Linked DNA regions of Homo sapiens: region 1 is linked to region 2. Evidence: chromatin loops called from intact Hi-C (ENCODE). Cell type or tissue: heart left ventricle. All regions are shown on one strand. Links, peaks and the distances in the headings refer to the core of each region. The heading gives the core; the rest is flanking DNA.

What was found. Hi-C counts contacts between places; a loop is a spot of excess contacts. Peaks named below come from ENCODE experiments on the same cell type or tissue, not always from the same donor. Only the 100,000 strongest peaks of a DNase experiment are listed, where the experiment ranks them.
Region 1: a loop joins it to region 2, with 3 times the contacts of the local background. A loop is called at or near these places in 18 of 110 quality-filtered maps.

The regions. Positions count from the first base shown.
Region 1 is chr16:67,981,266-67,996,045 of GRCh38, forward strand. It overlaps DPEP2 (dipeptidase 2), which reads right to left. Exons shown (of 11, transcript NM_022355.4): 2 at 11,685-11,992; 3 at 11,245-11,371; 4 at 10,799-10,928; 5 at 10,573-10,714; 6 at 9,850-9,919; 7 at 9,556-9,732; 8 at 8,782-8,866; 9 at 8,058-8,133; 10 at 6,587-6,722; 11 at 6,129-6,495. The coding sequence starts at 11,947. The coding sequence ends at 6,241. Among named protein-coding and RNA genes, the nearest start is that of DPEP3, 8.2 kb to the left of the region's middle. RefSeq lists silencers at 3,439-3,538, 3,661-3,955, 12,051-12,310 and enhancers at 8,782-8,831, 8,872-8,931, 11,321-11,390. In heart left ventricle, for the core only: CTCF peaks have their summits at 12,142 (motif pointing right) and 12,353; DNase peaks (open chromatin) are centred at 11,618 and 12,206; H3K4me3 peaks cover 688 bases; H3K27ac peaks cover 867 bases.
Region 2 is chr16:68,059,431-68,074,210 of GRCh38, forward strand. It overlaps DUS2 (dihydrouridine synthase 2), which reads left to right. Exons shown (of 17, transcript NM_017803.5): 8 at 1,636-1,683; 9 at 6,887-6,952; 10 at 7,136-7,206; 11 at 10,704-10,790; 12 at 11,510-11,678; 13 at 14,604-14,725. Among named protein-coding and RNA genes, the nearest start is that of NFATC3, 19 kb to the right of the region's middle. RefSeq lists an enhancer at 2,073-2,122. In heart left ventricle, for the core only: a CTCF peak has its summit at 5,473; a DNase peak (open chromatin) is centred at 5,461; H3K27ac peaks cover 1,185 bases.

The DNA.
Region 1 (14,780 bases), core at 11,006-13,505, 71 kb before region 2:
CACCCAGGCTGGAGTTGCAGTGGGGTGATCATAGCTTGCTGCAGCCTTGATCATAGCTTGCTGCAGCCTTGAACTTCTGAGCTCAAGCGATCCTCCTTCCTCCACCTCCCAAGTAGCTGAGACTATAGGTGCAGTGCCACCATGCATGGCTAATTGTTATTTTTTATTTTATTAAAACAAATTTTTTTTTGAGACAGGGTCTCACTGGAGTGCAGTGGCACCATCTCAGCTCACTGTAGCCTCGACCTCCCAGGTAAAAGTGATCCTCCTGCTTCAGCTCCCTAAGTAGCTGGGAGGGACTACAGGCATGCACCACCATGCCCAGCTAATTTTTGTATATTTGCATTTTTTTTTAGAGACAGGGTTTTACCATGTTGCCCAGACTGGTCTTGAACTCCTGAGCTCAAGCGATCTGCCCACCTAGGTCTCCCAAAGTGCTAGGATTACAGGCATGAGCCACCACGTCCGGCCTTATTTCTTTTTTAGAGACGTGGTTTTTTTTTTGAGACGGAGTCTCACTGTGCCACCCAGGCTGGAGTGCAGTGGCTCCATCTCTGCTCACTGCAAGCTCCGCCTCCCGGGTTCATGCCAGTCTCCTGCCTCAGCCTCCCGAGTAGCTGGGACTACAGGCGCCCACCACCATGCCCAGCTAATTTTTTGTATTTTTAGTAGAGACCGGGTTTCACCGTGTTAGCCAGGATGGTCTTGATCTCCTGACCTCGTGATCCGCCCACCTTGGCCTCCCAAAGTTCCGGGATTACAGGCGTGAGCCACCGCACCGGGCCGAATATTTTTTTCTATATATATGTTAGTATACAGACACAAAAATGAGAGGTGACAGCGTGCTGGCAGCCCTCACAGCCCTCGCTCCCTCTCGGCACCTCCTCGGCCTTGGCGCCCACTCTGGCCGCGTTTGAGGAGCCCTTCAGCCCGTCGCTGCACTGTGGGAGCCCCTTTCTGGGCTGGACAAGGCTGGAGCCGGCTCCCTCAGCTTGCGGGTAGGTGTGGAGAGAGAGGCGTGGGCGGGAACCGTGGCTGCAGGCTGCGCTTGCGGGCCAGCTCGAGTTCCGGGTGGGCGTGGGCTTGGCAAGCCCCGCACTCGGAGCGGCCAGCCGGCCCGGGCAGTGAGGAGCTTAGCACCTGGGCCAGCAGCTGCTGTGCTCGACTTCTCGCTGGGCCTTAGCTGCCTCCCCGCCGGGCAGGGCTCGGGACCTGCAGCCCTCCATGCCTGAGCCTCCACCCCCGCCGTGCGCTCCTGTGCAGCCCAAGCCTCCCCGACGAGCGCCAACCCCTGTTCCACGGCGCCCAGTCCCATCGACTGCCCAAGGGCTGAGGAGTGCGGGCACACGGCGCCGGACTGGCAGGCAGCTCCACCTGCGGCCCCGGTGCAGCATCCACTGGGTGAAGCCAGCTGGGCTCCTGAGTCTGGTGGGGACTTGGAGAATCTTTATGTCTAGCTAAGGGATTGTAAATACACCAATCAGCACTCTGTATGTAGCTCAAGGTTTGTAAACACACCAATCAGCACCCTGTGTCTAGCTCCGGGGTTGTGAATGCACCAATCGACACTCTGTATCTAGCTAATCTAGTGGGGACGTGGAGAACTTTTGTGTCTAGCTCAGGGATTGTAAACGCACCAGTCAGCACCCTGTCAAAACGGGCCCATCAGCTCTCTGTAAAACAGACCAATCAGCTCTCTGTAAAATGGACCAATCAGCAGGATGTGGGTGGGGCCAGATAAGACAATAAAAGCAGGCTGCCCGCTCTTTCAGTAGCAACTTGCTGGGGTTCTCTTCCAGGCAGTGGGAGGTTTGTTCTTTTGCTGTTTGCAATGGCTGTTGCTGCTATTCCGTTTTTGGATCCATACTGTATGAGCTGTAATACTCACTGCGAAGGTCTGCAGCTTCACTCCCGAAGCCAGCGAGGCCATGAACCCACGGAGAGGAACGAAGAACTCCGGACTCGGCGCCTTGAGACCTGTGACACCACGAAGGTCTTCAGCTTCACTTCTGAGCCTGCGAGACCGCGAACCCACCAGAAGGAAGAAACTCCGAACACATCCAACCATCAGAAGGAACAAATTCCGGACACGCCACCTTTAAGAACTGTAACACTCACCGCGAGGGTCTGTGGCTTCATTCTTGAAGTCAGTGAGACCAAGAACCCACCAATTCCGGACACAAAAAGACCCCAGAAGAGTCTACACATCAAATGTTAGTTAGCAGTTATCCTCTCGGGAAGAGATCTACCTGCACCCTGATCAGTTTGCATCTCATTTCTTTATTATGGTGATACTGGCTAAGGGAAATCATGGGTAGTGCTGGTGAGGGCTAATCAGGGTCATGGGGGTTGGGGGAGGCACCACAGCAGTAGCTGAACCTTGCTTCAAAGGTCTGGATCGGGCATGGAGGAGTGGAGAGGGGATCCAGGGTTGGCTAACAGCCCAGCAGAGGTCTAGTTTGGGCATTACAACAACTGTTGTGGAGGAGGCACAGGTGGATTCTCTAAGGCATGGAGTTGAGGGACAAGATCAGACTAGGTCTCTTGGTCCTGAGAGCATGAGGGGGCTTGGTCTGACACGTTATTTCACCTGGGGCAGAAATCCTCCTTAAAGACAATACAAGGCTAGCTTCCAGCAGCTCCTCGTCATTTCCTGTTGAAAAAATCCTGGTGCAGGGGAAATAGATCTCAAAACTGCATCTGGGGCCGGATGCGGTGGCTTACCCCTATAATCCTAACACTTTGGGAGGCTGAGGCGGGCAGGTTGCTTGAGTCTAGGAGTTTGAGACAAGCTTGGCCAACACAGTGAAACCCCATCTCTACTAAAAATACAAAAATTAGCTGGGCAGGGTGGTGTGTGCCTGTAATCCCAGCTACTGAAGAGGCTGAGGCAGGAGAATCACTTGAACCTCGGAGGCGGAGGTTGCAGTGAGCCGAGTGCATTGCACTCCAGCCTGGGCAACAGAGCAAGACTCCGTCTCAAAACAAACAAAAACTGCATCTGGGTCAGCGCAGTGGCTCATGTCTGTAATCCCAGCACTTTGGGAAGCCAAGGCAAGCAGATTGCTTGAGTCCAGGAGTTTGAGACCAGCCTAGGCAACATGGTGAAATCCTGTCTTTACTAAAAATACAAAGTATTAGCCAGGCGTGGTGGTGCGCACCGGAGGTCCCAGCTACTCCAGAGGCTGAGGTAGGAGAATCACTTGAGGCCAGGAAGTTGAGGCTGCAGTGAGCTGAGATCGTGTCACTGCACTCCAGCCTGGGCAATGGGAGTGAGACCCTGTCAAAAAAAAAAAAAAAACAACGCTGGGGATGGTGGCTCACGCCTGTATTCCCAGCACTTTGGGAGGCCAAGTTGGGTGGATCGCCCGAGGTCAGGAGTTCGAGAGCAGCCTGGCCAACATAGTGAAACCCCGTCTGTACTAAAAATACAAAAAAAATTAGCTGGTCCTGGTGGCAGGTGCCTGTAATCCCAGCTACTCGGGAGGCTGAGGCAGGAGAATCACTTGAACCTGGGAGGCAGAGGTTCTAGTGAGCTGAGATCGCGCCACTGCACTCCAGCCTGGGCAACAAGAGGAAATTCCGTCTCAAAACAAAACAAAAAAAACCCTGAATCTGGGTAGCATCTGAACTTCCTGGGCCAGTTGCTGCTGAGAAAGGCCAATGACACAGACCGAATCTAAATTATCTTCCCTCTGCGTCTGTGTCTGTCTCTTGTTTTTCCACCTGGGCTCCCTGATAAGTGGGCATCCCCTTCTGGGCACCTCAAGAAGGGCCTTGGCCTCTGGCGACCACTTCCCCTTGTTGGTTGCTGTCTGCTCCTCCTCATGCCTGGGGGTTAATGGCCAAGTGTGACCCAGCTGCTTCTAGCTTTGGTTCTCTCAGGAAGGGCAGAGAAAGGTCATGTTTATTTTGGTCTCCCATAAATCTCCCCGGCCTGCCCAGAAGGTCTTTATTTAAGTGACTTGGAACAACATGAAGAATGGCAACTTTGCTAATAGTTTAAGAAAAGTGCAGAAGCATTGCATGTGCACCTGTTTCCTATATTATTATTATTATTATTATTATTATTATTATCATTATTATTTTAGCTTAGTTTTGTTTTGTTGTTTTTGGGTTTGTTTTGTTTTGTGTTTTTTTTTTGTTTTGTGTGCTACTCTGTCACCCAGGCTGGAGTGCAGTGGCGTGATCTCGGCTCACTGCAACCTTTGCTTCCTGGGTTCAAGTGATTTTCCTGCCTCAGTCTCCCAAGTAGCTGGGACCACAGGCGCGTGACACCACAGCCGGCTAATGTTTTGCGTCTTTAGTAGAGATGGGGTTTCACCGTGCTAGCCAGGATGGTCTCGATCTTCTGACCTTGTGATCCGCCCGCCTCGGCCTCCCAAAGTGCTGGGATTACAGGTGTGAACCACCGCTCTCAGCCTATTATTTTAAATTGTTTTGCTGGGCATAGTGGCACACGCCTGTAATCCCAGCACTTTGGGAGGGCAAGGTGGGTGGATCACTTGAGTCTGGCAGTTTGAGACCAGCCTGGGCAACATGGTGAAACCTCGTATCTACAAAAAATACAAAAATTAGCTGGACATGGTGGTGCGCGCCTATGGTCCCAGCTACTCAGGAAACAGAGTGGGGAGGATCACTTGAGCCCAGGGGGTTGAGGCTGCAGTGAGGCATGATTGTGCCACTGCACTCCAGCGGTGACAGAGACCCTGTCTCAGGAAAAATAAAAAAAGTATTATTTTAATGGGCAGCCCCCAGAACTGGAAGAGGTTCAGAGGACTCCCTATTTCCTACATTAGACATGTGAAAAGGACAGGGCATGAAGTTACAATTAATTTTTTAAATGTTATCAAAATAATACATAAGCACAGTTTAAAATGTTTGCTTATGGTTGGCTAGGTAAATCAAAGTTACCCTACTCCATCTGGGCACAGTGGCTTACTCCTGTAATCCTAGCACTTTGGGAGGCCAAGGTGGGAGGATTGCTTTAGTCCAGGAGTTCGAGACCAGCCTGGGCAACATAGGGAGATCCCTGTCTCTATAAAAAAATTTAAAAATCCTCCTTCTAAGTGAAGTAATGAAAAAAAGAAAGCTGGCCGGATGCAGTGGCTCTAGCTTGTAATCCCAACACTTTGGGAGCCCGAGGCAGGTGGATCACAAGGTCAGGAGTTCGAGACCAGCCTGGCCAATATGGTGAAACTCCTTCTCTACTGAAAAAAGAAAAATCAGCTGGGCATGGTGGTGCATGCCTGTAGTCCCAGCTGTTCAGGACGCTGAGGCTGGAGAATCGCTTGAAATCGGGAGGCTGAGGTTGCAGTGAGCCGAGATCACGCCACTGCATTCCCGCCTGGGCGACGGAGCAAGACTCCATCTCAAAAAACAAAAAGCCAGGCCCGGTGGCTCACACCTATAATCCCCCAGCACTTTGGGAGGCCGAGGCTGGTGAATCACCTGAGGTCAGGAGTTCGAGAGCAGCCTTACCAACAAGGTGAAACCCCATCTCTACTAAAAATACAAAAATTAGCTGGGCATGGTGGCGGGCGCCTCTAGTCCCAGCTGCTCGGGAGGCTGAGACAGGAGAATTGCTTGAACCCGGGAGGCAGAGCTTGCAGTGAGCCGAGATTGTGCCACTGCACTCCAGCCTGGGTGACAGACCAAGACTCTGTCTCGAAGAAAAAAAAAATCCAGAAAGCTAAAATAAAAATAAATTAGCTGAGTGTGGTGGTGCACGCCTATAGTCCCAGCTACTTGAGAGGCTGAAGCAGAAGCTTCATTTGAGCCCAAGAGTTCAAAGCTGCAGTGAGCTATGATTGCGCCACTGTACTCCAGCCTGGGTGACAAAGTGAGACTCTGCCTCAAAAGTAAATAAATAAATAAATAAATAAATAAATAAATAAATAAAAAGAGATGAGCTACTCAGAGGGAACACGGAATAGGGTCCACCTCCTGCCACCGGATCCACCACTGTTTTCATCCAGTGCTGAGCCCAATCACCTGGGTCACCTCGGGCTCCTGTCAACAGTCTTTCCTTAAACAACTGGTGGCTGAAATGAAGGATCCCCCACCAACCACCAGCACTGGGAGACGATGCCACCAGTCCCCATTGCAGAGAAGGAAACTCAGGTCTGTTTCTATGTCCAAAACATTTATTTCAGGAAATATTTGTGCCTGCACAACAGGGGAACTTTGTGGGGTGTCTGTGGCTTGCTACAGTGACATCTGGCAGGACTAACTGGGTCATCAGAGCCACAGAATAAGGACTGGGAAGGTGGCCACAACTGCAAGGACTGGGGCCATGTGGGGGGAGGACTCTGAGACTGACCACTTGGCTGGTAACTTGGCTGTCCAGTGTATGGGAATCTCAGTGAGTTCCTGGCCTGAAGTCAGACTCTGTCTCTGACGCAGACGTGAGAGGTCGGAGTGGCAGGAACTGCTCAGCTGCTCATCCGGGAACTTGTCCTCCAAGGGGCTTTGCCATTTGTTTTCTTCCTGTACCTAGAGGTGGCAGTCGGTGCTCAGCTTCCACAGCTCTCCTTGATACACTTGCTCAGACCCCTCGGCTACTCTCTTGCCCAGCCCAGAGTACCTTTTCCACTTGTCTGAAGACCCGCAGCAGGTTTCCACGAAGGACACCCTGAAGCTCTTCCTCACTCCAGCCACGACTCAGCAACTCCTCTATCAGGACCGGGTATGTGGACACGTCTTCCAGCCCCTGAGGGAATCTGTGTGGCCACCAGCTAGTGGGTTTCAGACCTGATTCCCTGATCATGACTCAGAACCACAGTCCAGGGTCTATGAAACCCCAGCCCTGGTCAGGTATGGGAAGTGGAGACTTGGAGAGAGTAGGTAATTCTCCTCTGCTCTTTATCCTTCAGAAGGAGGCCTCAAAACCTCCTTGAATATTTATCAAAACTTATTGAATCATACTATTAAGATCTATGCCTTTTACTGAATGCAAATGATCCCCCCTACCAACCAGAGTTAAAAAGAAGAAAATGGCCAGGTATGGTGGCTCACACCTGTAATCCCAGCACTTTGGGAGGCCAAGGTGGGCGGATCACTTGAGGTCAGGAGTTTGAGACCAGCCTGGCCAACATGGTGAAACCCAATCTCTACTAAAAAGACAAAAAAGAAAGAAAGAAAGAAAGGAAAGAAAGGAAAGAAAGAAAGAAAGAAAGGAAAAATAAATTAGCTGGGCATCATGGCGCACACCTGTAATCCCAGCTACTTGGGAAGCTGAGGCAGGAGAATCGCTGGAACTCAGGAAGCAGAGGTTGCAGTGAGCCGAGATTGTGCCACTGCACTCCAGGCTGGGCAACAGAGTGAGCCTCTGTCTCAAAAAAAAAAAAAAGAAAAGAAAAAAAGAAGAAAAGGCCCAGTGAGGTGGCTTAGGCCTGTAATCCCACACTTTAGGAGGCCAAGGCAGGAGAATCACTTGAGTCCAGGAGTTCAAGACCAGCCTGGGCAACACGAGACCCCATCTCTGCCAAAAATAAAATTATCTGGGCATGATGACACATGCCTGTAGCCCCAGCTACTTGCAGGCTGAGATGGCAGGATTGCTTGAGCCCAGAAAGTCAAGGCTGCAGTGAGCCAAGATTGCGCCACTGCACCCCAGTCTGGCCAACAGAGCAAGACCCTGAGAAGAAGAAGAAGAAGAAAAGGAAGAAAGAAGGAGGAGGAGGAGACAAAGAAGAAGGAGGACGAGGAAGAAAAGGAGAAGGAGAAGGAGAGGAAGAGCTTCTTCAGAAAACAGTGGTTGCAAACACAGCCACTGTGCACAGGGCTCACACCAGACCTTGCTGATGGTCTGCTCAGGGAGAGTGAGTCTCCTGGGCTTGGGGGTACGTGCAGTGCTGGGCAGATGAGCTCTGTCTGGTGGTTTGGCCAAGTATAATGTCCTAGAGTGGGGTCACTGGGATGAAGACAAACAGGAGAGCCCAGAGAACTGATCCCGGGAGTGTGGTCAAGGCCTAAAGGACGTGATGGCTATGGTGACCGTGAAGGCCCCACTGCTGTACAGCTAGCCCAAGACAAGCCACAGGGAAGGCACTCACTTGCCGGCCCCATCATAATCTCCACCAATCCCGATGAACTTGGATCCAATGACAGCCTTGATGTGGTCGAAGTGATCTGGGGAGGGGGAAGGTGGACAGTCAGCTGCGTAGGGCTTCCAGGGCAGGGGTGCCACTGGGGCTGGATGGCACTGAGTCTCCTTCTTGCAGCCTGTGGGCCAGGCAGGCTAATTCCTTTATGGCCTGCCACATAGCTTGGCAACCTGAGAACCCTGAGGTTTGACCTGAATGGATTCAGCTGGTTCTGGCCTGGATTTCAGGTTTGGAGTGGATCCACAGAGCCACTTGTCTGGGCCATTTCCCACCTAGGATTAAACCTGCCTCTAGTCTCTTTGAGAACCTGGTAGGAACTCTTTTCTATGGTTGTGGGAGATGACGGAGGGACAAAGAGTACAACTGACAAAGACCCCAGAGACCTAAGGGGCCTTCCCCTTCTAGTCTCTTGGCCAGAGGCCGAGGAAGGGTGCTTTGGGGATCCCCTGCAGAGGCGCAGATAGTTAGCACTCAGGTTCTATGTGTGGCTTCCTCCCTTATACCCATCAGGACCGCAGCACTGACTCTGTGGCTGCAGCTCCATGTGACCAATGTGCTGTGTACTGTCCATCACTGCATTTTTTTCAGTGAAACCACTGGGACAGTCCTGGGGCCCTCCCAAGTCTTCAGGTGCAAATCAGAACTGTTCAGAGAGCCCGGGAGAGGGAGTTACCTGCCACAGTGGACACATTGGCTGATGGGTTGCACTGTATTACTCCCATGGACAAAGACACCATCACGACGCCACCGTTCTTCTTCTGCAGGGGCGGGCAAGTGGACACTTAGCCTGGCCCCTCAGCAAACTGCATTCCTGCCCTGCCACCCTCTGGATCCCTGGAGAGGGTGTTCAGCTCTGACTTCAGGAGTCAGCAGAAACTTCACCTCTCTGGTTTTGTATGAAGGGAGGAGTCTAGGCCCTGGTCTGGCATAGGTGTCTTGGCACTTGCTTTGAGGAGTAGAGGAATATACATATTTACCATCTAGAACCCCCGACTCCTGGATGTGGACTGTGGGGTTGTGGGGCAAAAGATGTTCAGCCTGAAGTTGGAAGAAGTGGAGGGAGCAGGGCCTCAGGTTTGAGGGCTCCTGTTTTTTGTTTTTGTTTTCCATGGCAGGGTCCTACTCTGTCACCCAGGCTGGAGTGCTGTGGCGTGATCTTGGCTCACTGCAACCTCCGCCTCCCAGGTTCCAGAGATTCTCCTGCCTCAGCCTCCCAAGTAGCTGGGATTACAGGAATATGCCATCACACCCGGCTAATTTTTGTATTTTTAGTAGAGACGGGGTTTCCCCATGTTGGCCAGGCTGGTCTTGAACTCCTGACCTCAAGTGATCAGCCCACCTCAGCCTCCCAAAGTGCTGGGATTACAGGTGTGAGCCACCATGCCTGGCCGAAGGGCTCCTGGTTTGAACCTCTTGCTTTAGGTTCCTGGGCTGGGCAGTTTCTCACCAGAAGCTGCAGGATGTCATCAGGAACATTCCGAGCACTGTTGCACACACCCCGGGCAGCCGAGTGGGAGAAGATCACAGGTGCCTGTGACACTTCCAGGGCCCGCCGTGCCACAGCATCTGAGACATGGGATAAGTCTACCATCATGCCCAGGCGGTTCATTTCTGCCACCACCTTCTGCAGGGACATGTTGGGAGAAGGGTATCAGGGGTGCACATGTGTATACATTTATTTGTAAGAAACAGCTGGGGTGTGCACATTTGTTTGGGGTGGAGTGTGAACCAGGGTCCTCACCTCACCAAAGTCAGTCAGCCCGCTGATGTTGTTGTAGAAGGAGTGGACGCCCTTAGCGGAGCTCTCTGCCCTGCAGGGTGGCCAGGAAGCAGTCTGACTGGTAGCTGTTCCTCGGCCTCAAGAGTCTAGAGGCCCTACCCACCCTCCATCCCTGCACCCCCCTGAAACAAAAACAGGGATCCAAAATGGGCCCTGCAAATGGGCCATGCCTGGCAGCAGGAGGGCCCTGCTGGGTCCAGTCTTTTTTTTCCTTTTCTTTTTTTTTTTTTTTTGGCAATAGAGTCTCGCTCTGTCACCCAGGCAGGAGTGCAGTGGTGCTGTCGTGCCATCTCAGCTCACTGAAACCTGCACCTCCTGGGTTCAAGAGATTCTCATGCCTCAGCCTCCTGAGTATCTGGGATTATAGGCACGCACCACCACACCTGGCTAATTTTTGTGTTTTTCTTCAAGATAGGGTTTCACCATCTTGGCCAGGCTGGTCTCGAACTCCTGGCCTTAAGTTATCTGTCCGCCTCAGCCTCCCAAAGTTTTGGGATTACAGGCATGAGCCACCGCGTCTGGCCAGGGGTCAAGTCGTATTCTGAAAACCAGAATCCCAGCTCCCCTCCCCACTCCAGAGTCAGTGCCACATCCCATGGGTAAAGCTTGTTCTGGGCCCACAGTGACCTCAGGCAGATCTCTGCCCCTGCCTCAGCGGTCCCACACCATCTGCACTAGGCTCACCAGGGTGTGTTGCAGGTGTGGGTGAGCGTCAGGTAGCGCACTCCCAGCATGTAGAAGGTACGTAAGATGGAGAGGCTATTGTCCAGCGAGTGGCCACCCTCTACACCGATGAGGCAGGCCAATTTCTGAGTGTCGTTCAGAGCTGGGGGCAGGTAGGTCAGGTGATTACTTTCCAGGGCTGGAGTAGCTCAATCAAGTTCCTAACGCTTCCCATCAACTTGCCTACCTTTAGCCGAGGTCACAAGCTCCAGCTCAGAATAGGAGGCACACATGCGGCGTATGAGGTCAATCTGCTCCAGGGTGAGGCGCAGGGCATCCCGGTCCTGGGTCTGGCATGGCACATAGGCTGACCAGAACTGGGGGGAAGGCCAGGGTTTGGCTTGGATGGGGGCTGCTTTGGAGGACCCTGGACTGCTCACAGCCTCCACAGCTGACAGAGCACCCAGTGGGCCAGGAGGCCACATGTAATGTACTGCTTCTTCCACAGGGTCTTCCTGGCCACCAAGCTGGCTCACTGTAGCCTCTGCAGCCCCCAGCATCCATATCATGACACTTTTTGGGTCACTATGGTAACTGAGTTCTCATGTGACTAACTTGTGATCTCTGGGGTCCCCACTCTCCCCATCATCCCCCAGCAGCCATGCTGTGGCACCTCGTGTATCCCTGTGGTACCTGGGCGCCCACGAGGCCATCTCTAAGCCTGTCCAGGCTGGTCTGGCCGTAGCTGAAATTGCGCAGGTTAACATCCTGTAGCCCTTTCTGGTAAACCTGCCTTAGGACCAGGGGCAGGTCGTTGTGGCTGGAGGGATGTCAAGCCAGGGTCAGGTGAAGAACAGACAGATGGGCCTCTTAGCCCTCCAGTTCAGGAAGGACACATCTGGGGATCCCCATCCCTCATTGTCACATGACTATACTGAGATCCCCTGAGGCCCGGGCTAGGAGTGCCCACCCAAGAGGGGATGACAGAGGGGAAAGGGTACCCATGCATGACGGGAGAGAGGGCATCCAGGGGTGGTGTGAGGGAGCCTCCTCCACAGCCCTGCATACTCTGGGACCCTCCCTTGCCCAGGAGTGTGCTCAGCTCCCATCGCCCCCTTGCAGCAATTACGCACCCGTCCACGAGCGGGAAGTCCCGCATCAGGGCCCGTGCCTGCTCTTGCAGGCCCTGGGTGCTGGGACTACTGAGTGTGGTCGAGGGAGCGTAGGTGCCCGGCATGGTGTGGGCTCTGGGGGCGCCCAGCGTGGTGAGGGCTCTGGGGGGGCCTGGCGTGGTGTAGGCACAGGTTACAGGCTGGAGCAGCAGCAGCAGGAGCAGCAGACTCAGCAGAGGCCACCGACCAAACGTGCCGGGACCCTCGAGGCCGGAGGGCTGCATGTTGTGCAGGGCCGGGCAGGCAGGCAGGGGTGGCAGTCAGAGAGCCTGAGAGGGGCGGGCGAGGGGCAGAGCGCGACGATGGAGTCCCGACCCTCGATTCAGGCCACCTGGCGGCGTGGCCTCAAGAGGAGGGTAACGAAGTCACAGGGCCCCGCGAAGGATGTGCGGAGAGCGGCGGCACCGCCCAGTACGGCCACCAGGGGGCGCCCAGCCCTCCCGCCGTCATCCCCAAGGGCGCTCCCGCCGGCTGGGCGGATCCCTGTCCTGGGCGCCCACTCGCGGCCTGTCTTAGGGCCCTCCACCCTCCCTTTTACTCCTCCCACTGTCCCCAGGGGGCCGACCCAGGTGGCTCCTCTGCTGCCCCTAGGCTCTCTCTCTAAGAGAGAGGGCCTGGGGTGCTTCCCCCAAACAGTGGCCCTCTGCCCTGCCCTGGGAGATCTGCAGACCACGTCATGTCCCCAACCGCCTGCAACGTGTCCCGGCCACACCCAGGGCCACATGTGTCCCTGTGACCACAGTGCTCTGGGCTCTGGATTTCCTGGTGCTGGGTTGTGTGGGTGGGTGTGGGGGAGAAGATAGGCTCTGGAAATGAGGGGTTAACCCTGTGGACTGGATTCAGGAAGGGGCCCCCTGGCCCTGACCTTCTCTCTCCCGTAACTTAGGCCCTCAAGCCTATACTCTGGGGAATCTCCCAGCTACTAGGACCTGTCAGGAGCACTCCTCCGCCCCCCGCCCCGACCGCACATTCTCCAATCAGCCTTAGGAAAGAGCTCCTTCCTAAGGAGCTGCCACACCTCCCCAGGACCCCAGTGGAGGGATGAGAGCGCAGCAAGCATCTGGCCACTGCCAGGGAACATTCACTCAACAGAGCAGGAACCCACACAGCCATCTGCATGGAAGGAAATGAAGTCTTGTCTAGGGCAGCAGAGTCCCCGGCCGCAGCACCTTCCTCCTAGAGCTTCTGGCTGATCTGCTGGCCAGGATACCTCCTACCTCCTTGAGGAAGCCCCGGCCTCGTCCAGGTCAGGAGTAAGGGGCCTGAGGAAAGCCCTGCCACCTGGGTTCTGCAGCCACACTCCTCTTATCTTGTGGCTCCTGTGGCTTGAGCTCTCACAGAAACCTCCAGGGCTGAGTCCCTTCCTTGACGACAGGCCCCACCCCATTCCCGGCCTGGGGCCCTCAACCTAGATGCCTCCTCCAGGAAGGACCCCCAACCACACAAGCACACAAGCTCACAATCACACAGGCACAGGGGATGTGCCCGCTCACAGAAGCCCCACGACCTGAGATCTTCCGGGACTGTGGCCAAACCCCTTCGTCCTCAGAGACCTTTGCCTCCTCCTGCCCCTCAGGCTCTCAAGACTCTGCTCTGAACCTTGGCACCCCTGGAACCGCTTCATTTTTTGGAGCCTCCCCCACGTGGCAGGGCTGATCAGTGCATGGGTAGTGTGACCTAAGCCTGACGACGACTAGAGATTCAAGAAGGCCTCCTAAAAAGAAAATGAACCAACTCTTCCAAAGGGACTGGAGGTCCCAAGCTACCCAGGAGGGGAAGTGATCCCAGCTTTGATGTATTTTAGGGACTGCACACTTGATGTTGCCCAGTGTCTGCTGTCCAGGAGGAAGGCAGATCGATGGCCGAGTGCTCGAGGTGGGTTAACTGTCACGTCTACTGCTGCCGAAGGGGGTCTTTTTTTGTTTGTTTTGAGACAGAGTCTCACTTTGTTGCCCAGGCTAGAGGGTAGTGGCACAATCTTGGCTCACTGCAATCTCCACCTCCTGGGTTCAAGCGATTCTTGTGCCTTAACTTCCCGAGTAGCTGGGACTACAGGCATGCGCCACCACGCCCGGCTAAATTTTGTTGTTTAGTAGAGATGGGGTTTTGCCATGTTGCCCAGGCTGGTCTCGAACTCCTGGTCTCAAGCAATCTGCCTGCCTCAGCCTCCCAAAATGCTGGGATTACTGGAGTGAGCTACCGCACCTGGGCTTTTTTTTTATTTTTTATTTATTTTTTTAATTAAAGACTGTCTTGCCTTCTTGCCCAGGCTGGTCTCAAACTTCTGGCTTCAAGTGATGATCTCACCTTGGCCTCCCAAAGTGCTGGGAGTATAGATGTGAGCCACTGTGCCCAGCCCTGCTGGAGGGTTCTATAGGGAGGCCCACTGCAGATGGTGAGTCCTCTTGGGCTCTGCTTCAGAGAACAGTAGGGCGTGTCCCAGATCTGGGTGGTTTGGGTACCCCAACACAGGCTTCCCTCCTTCTCTCCATCATCCACTGCTGGTCAGCAGCTCCCCACACCCACTGGAATAGTGAGAGGGAGGAGAAGCTCTTGGATTTGCTGGTCTCCAGGTCAAAGATGTGGTTTTGGGGATAAACAGTTTATTCTGAGAGCCCCAAGAGGTAAGGGGCATAAAGAATGAGGAACTGAACCTGATCATTATGTGTTATATGTATTGAAACATCACTATGGGTGGGGCGCAGTGACTCACACCCGTGATCCCAGCACTTTGGGAGGCCGAGGTGGGTGGATCATCTGAGGTCAGGAGTTCGAGACCAGCTTGGCCAACATGGGGAAACCCCATCTCTATTAAAAATACAAACATTAGCCGGGCTTGGTGGTGCGCGCCTGTAGTCCCAAATACCTGGGAGGCTGAGTTGGGAGAATCGTTTCAACCCAGGAGGCAGAGGTTGCAGTGAGCCGAGATTGGGCCACTGAACTTCAGCCTGGATGACAGAGCGAGACCCTGTCTCCCCCCGCCAAACAACAACAACAACAACAACAACAACAACAAAAATCACTATGTACCCCATGAATATGTGCAAATTATTATTA
Region 2 (14,780 bases), core at 3,999-6,498:
GATTCTATAAGGAAGGGCTGGATACGTGTGAGTGGAAGGACAGATGGAGCCAGGGGGAGTGCTGGGGCTTCCTCAAGGCCTTCAAGGTTTCTTTTATGACCAATGTAGTCCAGGCTTGGTGGATTTTCCAGTCTACCCATTCTTCTTTAAAATCCAGGCTCAGCCTGGCCGAGTCTGTGGTGGTTTAATGTTCTCTCTGATTCCAATTTATCATCCTTAAACATGAAATTAAAGTGTAATAACTGAACTTACACCTTCTGAGCACATTCTGTGAGCATTCATTAGTATGTAATCTTTATACTGGCAGCATATATTTATTGGAATTGTTTTTTTTGCCTTCATCTCACTCTTAATGGATTCAGATTTTTAAAGATCCCCCTCCTCCATTATTAAAGTAATTAATACCATTGTCTAGAAGTTGGAAAATATAGACAAGTACAGAAAAGAGCAGGAAAATCACCAGTAACTCACAATAAAAAGCAACCACCATTACTATTATCAAGATTCAAGTGGTTGTGTGGGTTGGTAGTTTCCATTTCCTGGGGCTTTGGTTAGAGTTGGGCATGGGTCTGGGCTGGGACATTGTTGCTGGCAGAAGAGAAGGGCCTAGACAAGGTTTGTAAGTTGTGTGCACCTTAGTAGCTTTGCTGGTGGTGTTGATGCCTATGCAAGCATTGAGTATGATAGGAAGAAGGCACATTTGATCTTATTTCAAATGAAGGATGATTCATTGTTTTTTAAGGGCTTGGGAGATGGTGGGATTTAGTTTATTAAGACACTGAGACCTGGGTTAGGGAGTGGGCAGTCTTGAAAAATAAGTTTTATATAGCCCACTCTAGATAGATTTGTGGGATTTACCAAGGGGATCAGAATGATGACTTTTTTGTTTGTTTGTTTGTTTGAGATGGAGTCTTGCCCTGTCAACCAGGCTAGGGTACAGTGGTGCAATCTCGGCTCACTGCAACCTCCACCTCCTGGGTTCAAGCAATTCTTCTGCCTCAGCCTCCTGAATAGCTGGGACTACAGGCACACACCTCCATGCTCGGCTAATTTTTGTATTTTTGGTAGAGACTGGATTTCACCATGTTAGCCAGGCTGGTCTCGAACTCCTGACCTCAGGTAATCCACCTGACTCAGCTTCCCAAAGTGCTGGAATTACAGGCGTGAGCCACCACGCCCAGCCTATACATTTTAAAAGTCATCACTCTGGTCTGGCCAGCCTGGCCAACATGGTGAAACCCTGTCTCTACTAAAAATATATTAAAAAATTAGCTAGGTGTGGTTGTGCATGCCTGCAATCCTGGCTACTCAGGATGCAGAGGAAGGAGAATCACTTGAACTGGGGAGGTGGAGGTTGCAGTGAGCCGAGATTGCGCCACTGCACTCCAGCCTGGGTGACAGAGCGAGAATCTGTCTCAAAAAAAAAAGAAAAAAAATTATCACACTTCAGTCCCAGATGTTATGGGCACAGATACTGCTGCCCTCCTACTTGTTTAAAAGAAGTGCCGGTTGCCAGTGGGCCTTGGTCCCTTGGAAGTGAGTGCCGGGGTGACGCTCAGTTGCCAGACCCCATCCCATGGAGAGGGCCATAGTGTCTCCCAGATGTAAGAAGACCTTTTGTGTGTTTCTCCTTAGGGAGGAATGGGAGCTGCCCTGCTGTCAGACCCTGACAAGATTGAGAAGGTAAGTCCTCCACGAGTGAAAGCAGGGGTCCTCAAACACAGCTCCAAACTAGAATTGTCTAGAACGCCTCCTTCCACCAATACCAGATTTACTGATGTCCACCCAGTTTCTCTCCCTGAGGCCTAGCGATTTCCAAAAAATTTTCCAGTGATTTTGACATGCAGCTAAGTTTGGGAACCCCCGAGCCAGCCTACAGCAGCCTTGATGTTCCTAAAAAGCCCAGAGCAAGAGACATGTCAATGAAGAGCCAGGGGTCCTGAGGACTCACAGAGAACCTCCTCTGTATTTCCTGTCTCCCTTCTGGGAAGGTCTTGAGAGCAGAGGCCAGCCCACCTGTGGTGAGGACGGGCTCAGTGGCCATATGTGTTTGTATGTGTGTGGGTGGATTGGCCTCTCCCAGGGGGCTTGATGAGAGGAGCAGTGGGTCCCCTATGTCCTGAAAGAGTCTACCCCAGCCCTTGGAGAGAAGCCCGGGCCAGGGTCAGAGGAGGCAAGCTGAAGTTAGTCTCTCTCTGTTCCCCTTTCTTTGGTGATTCTGTAGGCTAGCTTAATGAGGCCCTGGGGACAGGTTTGTGTTCCTCTCCCAGTCTGCCAGCTCTTTCCTTTTAGCTCCTTTGTTTTCCTTTTCATTCTCTATCGCTACTTCCCTGTCTGGGCTTTAAGCCTCATCCTGCTTCCCAGAGGCTAGAGCGACTTGGGACTTAGGCATCACCAATGAGAGCTGCCATCATTGCCAATGAGAGCTGCATGGTTGCTGTGCCAGCAGCCCAACCCTGCATGTTCCTCCAGCCCCACTGTCTCTGGGACATAGGAAGACCACTGTGCTTGCTGGCTACATGCCTTCTCGTTTTTCCCATGTGCAGCCAGAGATACTCTATCTATAGTGCACCTGTATAATGTGCCTTTCTTTTTTTTGAGACAGAGTCTTGCTCTGTCACCCAGGCTGGAGTGCAGTGGCACAATCTCAGCTCACTGCAACCTCTGCCTCCAGGTTTCAAGCAATTCTTCTGCCTCAACCTCCTGAGTAGCTGGGATTACAGGCGCCCACGACGACGCCTGGCTAATTTTTGTATTTTTAGTAGAGATGGGGTTTTGTCATGTTGGCCACGCTGGTCTTGAACTCCTGACCTCAGGTGATCTGCCCATCTTGGCCTCCCAAAGTGCTGGGATTACAGATGTGAGCCACTGTGCCCAGCCATAATGTGCCTTTCATTTGATCCTGAAACCCCTTGAAGTAGATAGGATTGGCAGTTATCTCCATTTGATCAAGGACAATAGACTAAAGCACAGAGAGAGAAAATAATTTGCTTAAGATCATATAGTAGGCCGGGCGTGGTGGCTCATGCCTGTAATCCCAGCACTTTGGGAGGCTGAGGCGGGCAGATCACAAGGTCAGGAGATCGAGACCATTCTGGCTAACACGGTGAAACCCAGTCTCTACTAAAAATACAAAAAATTAGCTGGGCGTGGTGGCGGGTGCCTGTGGTCCCAGCTACTCAGGAGGCTGAGGCAGGAGAATGGCATAAACCCGGGAGGCAGAGGTTGCAGTGAGCAGAGATCGTGCCACTGCACTCCAGCCTGGGCGACAGAGCAAGACTCCGTCTCAAAAAAAAAAAAAAAAAAAAAAGATCATATAGTAAATAAGTGGCAGGCAGAGCCAGCTTGTGAACTATAGTCTCTTCTGACTCCTAGTGTCAGCACCCTCTCCAGTAGCATCTCAGGTTCAAGGTGCCTGGGTATAGTTTATAAGTGTCAGGTCAATAGGCACCTCAACTTGGAAATCTCCAGTTAAGACACTTGTGTGCAGGGTGGAGTGGAAGTAGACATCTTGGATGTCAAATTGGTTTCCACACCTAGGAGAGGGGGCCCCAGCAGGGAGGATGTGGTTCACAACATGAGCACACAGGCATTTTTGTTATCCTCCAGCCTCCTCTCTTCTCAGACCCAGGCTGTTGGCTCTGTCCTCTCTACTGCCCCTCTTTGAATAAGGCAGATTTCATCCATGAGGCAGCAGAGATACACTCAACCTCAGAAGCTTAGTTCATTTCACTACTTCTCTGGTTGGGTACTCAGATGGGCCAGGTTGGACTGATAGATGGGGTTTGCCCCATGGTAGGGAGGTTGCAGGCTTCCACAACAAAGCCAGATGTGGCTTAGGTGTAGGGGCTGGATTCAATTCGGGTCCAGACTGTGTTGGCAAGCTGGGTGACCTGGGTGAGAGCTTTGCGGGTCCTTCCAGGCTTGGCGTTTTAGGCCCGTGGTTCCATCTGTGGGAGTATCTCAAGACCACCTCTAGAAATTTTCTCAAGATTCTTGTTTGGGGTTATGAAAAACTTTGGAAATACATAACATTGGTGGTTGTACAACATTGTGAATGTAATTAATGCCACTGAATTATACACTTAAAAATGTTTAAGATGGCAAATTTCATGTTATATATATTTTACCCCAGTTAGAAATAAAGGATGCTATCTGTTGAGAATTCTGCAGACCCTTGGGGTGAGTAGGGGTGGAGAGTGGGATATCAATCTCTTTGAGAAAGCTTCTACCAGGTAACTCTGATATATGCTCCCTGGATTAAGAACCTCAGTTTTATTTTATTTTTTTAAATATTTATTTATTTATTTTGAGAGGGAGTCTTGCTCTGCTGCCCAGGCTGGAGTGCAGTGGTGCGATCTCAGCTCACTGCAACATCCACCTCCTGGGTTCAAGTGATTCTCCTGCCTCAGCCTCTGAATAGCTGAGATTACAGGCATGCACCACAACACCCGGCTAATTTTTGTATTTTTAGTAGGTACGGGGTTTCACCATGTTGTTCAGGCTGGCCTTGAACACCTAACCTCAGGTGATCTGGCCTCCAAAAGTGCTGGGATTACAGGTGTGCGCAGGGCATCCCCCTTGTGTACACTGTACTTGGGCCATGGCTGACAATTGGCAGGGCCAGGACATGAACTCAGGTCTCAGTGCTTTCCAGGCCTATGCTTTCCTATCCTCATCTGCTGCCTCCCAGAAACCAGGGGAGTGAAGGAGACTGCTTTTCTTCAGTTGGCCAGTGGGTCTATTGAGGCAAGCCTGCTTGTAGGTAGATGTGCTGTTCCTCTGCTCAAATATGGACTTGTCTCTCATTCTTTCTCCCCAAAGACTTGGATCTGGAGAGTTGGTGTCCAGGAGAGTGTCATGCTAGAGCCTGGCCAGAAGACAATCTCTAGTTGCCATTTCCCCTCAGTGTGACCCTTGCAAGTGCCTAGGGTTTTTGGTTACCTAATTTCCTTCCTAGTCCTTAACACACACATGAAACACACAGAAATACTGAAGAAAGTACTGAGAGCTACTTGGATAAAATAGCAAAAGGAAGTTCTACAAGACAGAGAATTGGATCAGACCAGCTGGTGTTGCTTAAATCACCAAATGTCAGAGGATTCTAAGTGAGCACTTGTAATGGAACCTTTTAGAGATGTTGCTCTGAGCATGAAGGATGGGACTAGAATGAGAATTTTTATTGTATTTCTTGATGAACCTGTCAGTCCCGCCCTTAAAATGTAAGTGCCTCTTTAAGGCCTGCCAGGGTGACCCTAAGACCTCAGGCCAAGTCTGCCTCCTGGAGCAGCACCTAGAGACTGTTCCTTCCTGCCAGTCCCTGGCATTTGGGCCAGCAGGTCCTGTCTTGCTCATGAACTGTCTGTCAGTCCAGCCTCTTGATCTGATGTCTTCTGGAATGGCCTGCTTCATCCTGTCCCTGATAGGCCTCCACTACTGGTTTTTGCAACCTGGCTCTCTGCTGCCCCCGCCTGTCTAGAATCAAGACTGGCAGCAGCCACCTAGATATCCCCCTGCTCTGCTAGGCAGAGATCCAGTTCTTGGAAGAGGGTTCTTGGGATCATCTTTCCTCCAGCTTGCCTGGCCTGAAATTTCTGATGAGGGAAGAAGATAGCAATGACACAGACATGCAGTGTCATCTACACCTCTCTATCTCTGATTCTTGTGTGGTCTGGTCTTGCTACCTCCCTGTCACTTTCCTGCGTGACTTCTTGATCTTTCTTTGAAATCTTTTGCAATTGCTATGTGATAAGCACTTTTAAATATGTGCTTATCTTATGAGTATGTTGTCTTTTCCTTTGCCAGTTTCACTCATGTATGTCTGACTGCCCTAAAGAGGAATGCAGGCCCCCCTTAAGAGCCTTCCTGTTCCCTCACCCTGTAAGTCCTGGAACAACACTTAGGGAACATTCCCTTCACCCAGGAAAGAAGCTGTCTGCCCCCCCGCTTTTTTTTTTTTTAATAGAAACAGGGATGGGCTAGGTGCAGTGGCTCAAGCCTGTCATCCCAGGACTTTGGGAGGATAAAACAGGTGGATTGCTTGAGCTCAGGAGTTCGAGACCAGCCTGGCCAACATGGTGGTCCCAGCTACTCTGGAGGCTGAAGTGGGAGGATGGCTTGAGCTAGGGAGGCAGAGGTTACAGTGAGCCAAGATTGTGCCACTGCACTCTAGCCTGGGAAACAGAGCCAGACCCTGTCTCAAAACAAAACAAACAAACAAACAAACAAAAAGGAAACAGGGTCTTGCTGTGTTGCCCAGGCTGGTCTCAAACTCCTGGCTTCAAGCAATCTTCCCACCTCAGCCTCTCAAAGTGTTGGGATTACAGGCATAAACCACCACACCCAGTTAGCTATGTGTTCTTTTTTTCTTACTTTTTTTTTTTTTTTAGCCGTGTGTTCTTAACCAAGGCTAGGCCTCAGAATGATTCTGAGGACGGGCTGGAGTGTGTTGGGCAGAGCCTTTTGAAAACACACATTCCTAAGCCCTTCCCCTAGAGACTGACTCAGGAAATAATAGTGTGGAATTCAAGAGTGTGTATTTCTTCAGTTCTCCAGATAATTCTGGTATTTGTCCTGGCAAAGGCTCAGTGAGCTGCACACAGGTGTACACGCGTACCCATTCACTCACTCATTCAGTATATTTGACAAATATGTGTATACCACTAGGTGCCAGGCAGGTGCTGGGGCTCCAGTATAGAACAAAGGCAGGTCCCTTGCCTCATGGAGCTTATGTGTGTATGTGTGTAACAGACACACACATGCATTCACACATATGCAAACTGTTCATGCCACCGGAATGCACAGCCTGTAGCGGAGTTAATTAGTACAGGCAGAGTGATGGTTTGTTCCAGAAGACATAGGTGCTCTTGTGTTTTCCTTTCTGCAGATCCTCAGCACTCTTGTTAAAGGGACACGCAGACCTGTGACCTGCAAGATTCGCATCCTGCCATCGGTAAGGATGGTGTGTTACATATGAAGGTCCATTCTCTCTGGTGATGTTGGATTTAGGTTTGTGAACGATTCTTGAGGTGCTAAATTAGGCTTGGAGGAGAGAGTAGAGCTGAGCCTACTTTAGGAGGCAGCAGCTGCTCCTTCTGGAGCTTCAGTAACCATCCTGTGTGGTCCTCCTCCTCAGCTAGAAGATACCCTGAGCCTTGTGAAGCGGATAGAGAGGACTGGCATTGCTGCCATCGCAGTTCATGGGAGGTGAGTGGTCACCTTTCTAGTGACTGGCAGGGAGGTCCTAACCCATCTTAGTGATCCTTCCTTAATTGATCTGTCACCCCAAGTGACAGCCAATTTCTCTTCTACATATTCAGCCTACCTCTGCCTAGCTCTTTGATATCTTATGAGTCTGGAGGGCAGGCAGACCCTGAATGGGCTTTTGCATTTGCCTTTCTTTCATTCATGGAGTGCCTATTGAGGGTAGGTACTGAGGTTTAGAGACACAGAGAGACTAAGAAAGGAGAAACACCTCTACTATCAGGATGTGTAAATGCTAGAGATTGAGTAATTTGCTCAAAATCATACCATGCAGCCAGTACGTGGTGGAATTCTGACCCTCATGAGAAAAATCTCATTTATTTCCTTCCCTCCCTCCCTCCCTCCCTTCCTTCCTTCCCTCCCTCCCTCCCTTCCTTCCTTCCCTCCCTCCCTCCTTCCTTCCCTCCTTCCTTCCTTCTTTCCTTCCTCCCCTCCCCTCCCCCTCCCTTCTCCCCTCCCTCTCCCATCTCCTCCCCTCTCCCCCCTCCCCTCCCATCTCCTCCCCTCTCCCCTCCCATCTCCTCCCCTCTCCCCTCCCATCTCCTCCCCTCTCCCTTCCCATCTCCTCCCCTCCCCCCTCCCCTCTCCTCTCCCCTCCTCTCCTCTCCTCCTCTTTGTCATTCTGTCACCCAGGCTGGAGTGCAGTAGCGCAGTCTTGGCTCACTGCAATCTCCATCTCCCGGGTTCAAGTGATTCTCCTGCCTCAGCCTCCCGAGTAGCTGAGATTACAGGTGCGCTCCACCATGCCCAGCTAATTTTTATATTTTTAGTAGAGACAGGGTTTCACCACGTTGGCCAGGCTGGTTTCAAACTCCTGATCTCAGGTGATCTGCCCACCTTGGCCTCCCAAAGTACTGGGATTACAGGCATGAGCCACCAGGCCCAGCCTCATTTTCTTTCTATTATATTGAGCAATGACTTCTCCCTTGAATAATCCCAGACAGACTGCTTTGTTTATGTGTTTTTCATTGTTGTTGTTGTTTTTTGAGACAGTCTTGCTCTGTTACCCAGGCTGGAGTGAAGTGGCACAATCATAGCTCACTGCAGCCTCAAACTCCTGGGCTCAAGTAATCCTCCTGCCTCAGCCTCCTGAGTAGCTGAAACTACAGGCACATGCCACCACACCTGGCTAATTTTTTATTTTTTTGTAGTGACGGGATCTCCTTATGTTGCCCAGGCTGGTCTCAAACTCCTGGGCTTAAGTGATCCTCCTGCCTCAGCCCCTCAAAGTGCTGGGATTACAGGCTTGAGCCACCATACCCAACCTATTCTTTTAAAGGCTCTGCCTCTCTTGTCTGCATTTGTTGGACTGCCAGCTGTCACAATGACTAAACAATCCTTCTAGCTGTAGCTAATGTACTCTATGCTGAGAGCTGAGGTTCTGAAGGCCACCCTTGGCTTACCATTCACACTTGTTCCCTGTGTCCAGGATGTGATTTTGTACAGCATCTCAGGTCAGTAGACTTGGGCCAGAGGGACCTCTCTTCTCTGAGTGATGTTCCTTTGGGCTTAGGGGTCTTATAGGAAGAGCCCAAGTTGTTGATTGTGCTCTTACAACATTTTCAGAGAAGGGAACCCAGAACTCCCTTCATACAAAGCAGAGCAAAGCAGAGTTGCTTGGGTTGAAGCCAGGAGGGAGGAGTACACACTTGTACACATATGCGCCTTCCCAAGGCAGCAGGCTTTGGATTCAGACTCCCTGGTTTGAGATCCCGGCTCTGCTGCTTGTTAGCTGTATATCCTTGGGAAATCACTTAACCTTTCTGAGCACAACATTCCTTGTTTAGAAATTAAGATAATTTCTACTTTATAGGGTTGTCCCAGGGCTTTTATGAGATTGTGAATATAAATCCTTGGCACAGTGCCTGGCATGTAGTATTCTTTCTCTCTCTTTTTTTTTTTTTTTTTTTTTTGAGACGGAGTCTTGCTCTGTTGCCCAGGCTGGAGTGCAGTGGCATGATCTCGGCTCACTGCAACCTTCGCCTCCTGGGTTCAAGCAATTCTCCTGCCTCAGCCTCCTGAGTAGCTGGGATTACAGGTGCCTGCCACCATGCCTGGCTTTTTTTTTTTTTTTTTTTGTATTTTTAGTAGAGATGGGGTTTCACCATGTTGGCCAGGCTGGTCTCAAACTCCTAACCTCAAATAATCCACCCACCTTGGCTTCCCAAAGTGCAGGGATTACAGGCGTGAGCCACCATGCCAAGCCAGTATTCTCTTAATAAAGGAAGCTATTATTTTTTACCCGTAGTTGGGAACACTCGGAAGACAGATGTGGGTGAGTTTGAAGAAGCCCTTTGTGACCATCAAAGCTGGTGAGATGGGCTAAAAGTGACCATTGGAGATGTAGGGAGACAGAGGTAGAGGCTAGGTTGACAGGGCCCTCGACCCTTTTGTTGAAGAGTATAGTAGAGGGGCCCGGGCGCGGTGGCTAACGCCTAGAATCCCACCACTTTAGGAGGCCGAGGCGGGTGGATCACATGAGGTCAGGAGTTCAAGACCAGCCTGACCAACATGGTAAAACCCTGTTTCTACTAAAAAAAATACAAAATTAGCTAGGCATGGTAGCTCATGCCTGTAATCCCAGCTACCTGGGAGGCTGAGGTAGAATTGCCTGAACCCAGGAGGTGGAGGTTGCAGTGAGCCGAGATTGCACCATTGCACTCCAGCCTGGGCAACAAGAATGAAACACCATATCAAAAATAAAAGAACAAGAGTATAGCAGAGGGGACATACTCAGACAAGAGCTGGACAAGGGCTATCTGGTCGACCGTCTTGCTTGCTTTGTTGCTGAGCACAGCTCAGGTCAGGCCTCACGTCAGCAGCCCTAAAACTCATGCACAAGAACTTGCAGTTGACTTTGGAAGGAGGGGCCCCAGGTTGTGGTCCTGCCTCCCTTGTGCCGTGGTGTGGCAGCCATGGTCCGTGCCTTTCCTGGGTGCGGGGCCTACCCTGTGTCAGGTGCCTCTCCCTAGGATCAGCTGTGCAACTTGGCTTTGGCATTGGCAGCTGTGTGGGAGTGGCCAGTCTGAGCAGCAGCAGCTGTTCCCAGTCCCTTGGAGAGGGCAGGACTGGGACAGTAGGGGCAGCACTCTTATGGCCCTGTCCCTCATCTCTGGCAGAGGCAAAAGGAAGCTAGGGAAAAGCAACATGACCTTGGGAGCCAGGCCACCCACCATGCCCCCCTGCAGCCAGGCCTCCCCTGCAGGCCTCCAAGAGCTGGACTTGCCGTCTCAGCATGGATCTGTGCTGCCCCTGCCCCTCACAGTTCTCCAGAGGGCAGGGAGAGCCATTTCCTGCCACCTGTCCTTGATTGCCATATGGCCACCTGACCTTCCTGAGGTTCAGTGGGGAGGACAGTAAGGTTTGGCTGAGGTAACCCTGTGTGAGTGGTGTCGTGGCTTTTGGTGCTTAGCCCTCAGCCCCATCTTTCTATCTCCAAGGAAGCGGGAGGAGCGACCTCAGCATCCTGTCAGCTGTGAAGTCATCAAAGCCATTGCTGATACCCTCTCCATTCCTGTCATAGCCAAGTAAGCCTCCTGTCTTCATCATGTACTCTGTGTCCCACAGAGCTAAGGGCTGGGTGGTAGCCAGGCCCAGCCTTCCCTAGAGTGAAAAGTTTTAGGGGTGGCTTGAAAAGGGCAGGGCTTTCCACAAGACCCCAGACCTGTTCCTTCTGCTGCCACCTGAGACCCTCCCCTCTGCATGCCTGTCTCAGGACTGAGGCTGCCGACTGACTCCTGATGAAATGTACAGAGACAGAGCAGGGGGTCCTTGGAGCAGCAGGCTGCAGGGAGGGGAAAGTATGACCTAACTGGGCCTCCTTCCTTCCTCTTGTCATCACTAGGGTGTCTGTTCCTCTCGCCAGGGTTTTGACTTAGCCCTCAGTGAACATATAAGTGGCCCATTCAGCTTGGGGGTTTTCCTGTAGCCCCAGTAGCCCAGTTATGGACCCATGTCTCCAGATGTGGGCTGGCTGTAGCCACTGTTTTAGATTAGGGGCAAGGAAAGTAAATTTCCTGGATTACCTATTAAGTGCCAGGCACTCTACATGTATTATCTCAGTTAGTGCTCCTAACTTCATAATGGGATATGGATTCTAATATCCACTTTACTGAAGCTCTGATAGCTGAAGGGACTTGGCCAAATTCACATTGTTAATCAGTGGCAGATCTGAGAGCTGACTTTTTCTGAAAATGCTGATAGGTTCCGTGATGGGGACACCCCTAACCCTCTGGTTGCTTTTTAGCGGAGGATCTCATGACCACATCCAACAGTATTCGGACATAGAGGACTTTCGACAAGCCACGGCAGCCTCTTCCGTGATGGTGGCCCGAGCAGCCATGTGGAACCCATCTATCTTCCTCAAGGAGGGTCTGCGGCCCCTGGAGGAGGTCATGCAGAAATACATCAGATACGTACGTCTCTGTACTTTTTCAAAACAAGCATTTCTCACTGTCTACCACACTCCTGCAGAGAGCACTTTGTGTGAGCCCCCAGCTGCCAGCTGTGCTTGCTGTTCCTCTCCTTTTCTTTTTAGCTCATGTAGTGTAGCTGCACTAGCTCACTGCTTTATTCGGTCTCCCCAGCTGCAATGCTAAGAGAGGATGCTGGGGGGCATACCCCTACCATCTCCTAAAGCTTCCAGAGGTTTGCAGGTCATAGCAAGAACCTTCTAGATCCAGGATGCTGTTGGAACCCCGAACACATGATATATATCTTTCTTTTTCTCACACGCTGCACATACAGAGGCATATGCACGTGGACTGTGGGTTCTGCATCATCAAAGGCATATGTGCCTATAGGTTGGCTCAGGAGCAGCCACAGCCAAGAGGAGCAATTGAGAAATTTCTCACCTGATTTGACTCATCAGTCGAAATAATTTCTAAAACTTTTCTCTTGCTAATTCCAGAATGCTTTAAGCATAACCCTCTACTTAGGGAATAGCTTTTTTTTTTTTTTTTTGAGATGGGGTCTTGCTCTGTTGCCCAGGTGTGAGCATAGTGGCATAATCATGACTCACTGCAGTCTTGACCTCCTGGGCTCAAGTGATCCTCCTGCTTCAGCCTCCCAAGTAGTTGGGACTACAGGCATGTGCCACAACACTCAGCTAATTTTTTATTTTTTTAATAGAGATGAGGTCTCCCTATGTTGCCCAGGCTGGGAATGGCCTTTTCTAAACCAGTTTCTTCTCATTGAGAGGTTGATGGTAGTGCCAAGGGCATATCCCTATAAAAGAAAATGAAGAGTTCACTTGCCTTATCTCTTTGGCACAACCCTGGAACTCTGTGGGACTCTGATCAGCTGCACATGTCTGCAGGGAGAGACAGTGAGTGGTCCTCAAATTCTTCAGTGAATTGGGTCTGAACAGAGGGTGCAGTCTTTGCCCAGAGCAGAGTTCCACCCTCCTCTTCAGTCCTAGGGTTCATACCTGCCTAGGAGTGCCTGTGGCTGCCATGGTATGTGAGTGTTTCCATGGCTGTGCAAGCTAGGATGGTAAGATGCCCTGAGGTCTGCGTCCAGAGCTGGGCAGCCTTTGTCCTATTTCCTGTTCAATGCTGCAGCCCTCACTCCCTGGTTCTGGTGTCCTGCTGGGCAAGTTGGTGACCACCAGCTCTCCAATGGTCTGGGATAGCTCCATGGCAAGGGAGGGCTTGCCCCAGCCCAGGTCAGCTATCCAGCTTTTTGGCCAGCTGGCAAGTCTGGCCAAGAAGACGTGCTGAACAGTGCTGAGCTTGCTCACTGGGTGAAAGGTGATATTATCATTCCTGCTGAGCCATCTCTTGGCAGCTCCTCAAGAGGGTGTGCTATCACAGAGAAAGGGAGCGGCTTTCAAGCATAGGCAGGGCTGCTTCTGGTCCAGCCAGGTGCCTTCTTCCCAGACAAGCTGAGTCAAGGACTTGCCACCAGCCGGGGCGCCCCGACTTACTTCCCACTTTGTCCTGAGCGTGCCGTGGCACTTTCCCAGCCACTGAAGTCATAGGCCCACGTGGAGTTACTAGAGCAGCATAGGGGGTGGGGGATGGGAGGGTGTCCTGGAGGGCTGGGGAAGGCCACCTTCACCCAATACTGCTCTCCTGCCCTACCTCTAGCCAGCCGACTTCCACTGGGTGTCCCAGGCAGTCAGTCATCTTGCCTCCCTGAGCCTTCATTTCACGGTCTGTGGAGTGATGGTGACAGTTGCACCTCACACTTGTATAGATAAATGTAGTCATGAGTAACCCATGTGAACTAAATGATGCTGTGTTTTACCCACGTAGGGGGAAGTTAGAGGCTATTCAAGATGTGGGAAGGGAAGGTGCCCATTCTGGTTAGAAGGAATAGAAGAATCTCACCCCTTTCCTGGCACTGGACCTGCCATGCCAGAATTTGGTGTGTTTCCCCTCCCTTCCCTGGAAGATACTTGGCAGTAGGTCCTCTGTGGTGGCTGAAGCAGGAAGGGGCTCCCGCACTTCGAGACCTCAGTCAGGCTGTCCAGGAGAATGTGTTTCTGACCGTGGTCCTTGGCTGTGACCCTCAAGCTTTGTACCACTAGCTGGAAGAGTAGATGACCAAGGTCGAAGTGGCTTTTTAATTTATTTTTATTTTTATTTTTAATTTTAGATAGGGTCTCAGTCTGTTGCCCAGGCTGGAGTGCAGTGGCATGATCATAGCTCACTACAGCCACAACTCCTGGGTGCAAGCAATCCTCTTGCCTTAGCCTCCCTAGTAGCTATGGCTACAGGTGTGTGCCAACATGCCTGGCTAATTTTCTTTTTCTTTTTTTTTTTTTTTTTGAGACAGAGTTTTGCTGTTGTCGCCCAGGCTGGAGTGCAGTGGCACGATCTTGGCTCACCGCAACCTTCGCCTCCAGGGTTCAAGCGATTCTCTTGCCTCAGCCTCCCGAGTAGCTGGGATTACAGGCACCCGCCACCACGCCCAGCTAATTTTGTATTTTTAGTAGAGACGGGGCTTCACCATGTTGGTCAGGCTGGTCTTGAACTCCTGACCTCAGGTGATCCGCCCGCCTTGGCCTCCCAAGGTGCTGTGATTACAGGCGTGAGCCACCGTGCCCAGCCGATAATTTTCTTTTTTTTAATTTTTGTAGAGTTGAGTCTTACGTTGCCCAGGCTGCTCTTGAACTCCTAGCCTCAAGCAGTCCTCCTGCATTGGCCTCTCAGAGTGCTGGGATTACAGATGTGAGCCACTGCTCCTGGCCAGTGGTGGTTCTTCTTATGGGGGTCACATTGCCTTGGCTACACATACATCTCTGGTGCCTTCTTGGAGCTCCTTTCCCTGCCATCAGAGCATAGCCCAGGCCTTAGAGCCTGCCTGGGCATCAGGCAAGTCATTTCTTTTCTCAGGCGGTGCAGTATGACAACCACTACACCAACACCAAGTACTGCTTGTGCCAGATGCTACGAGAACAGCTGGAGTCGCCCCAGGGAAGGTTGCTCCATGCTGCCCAGTCTTCCCGGGAAATTTGGTAAGAGGCACAATAAGATGTCCATCTGTCCTTGTACGCATTGCCCAAGTTTGAC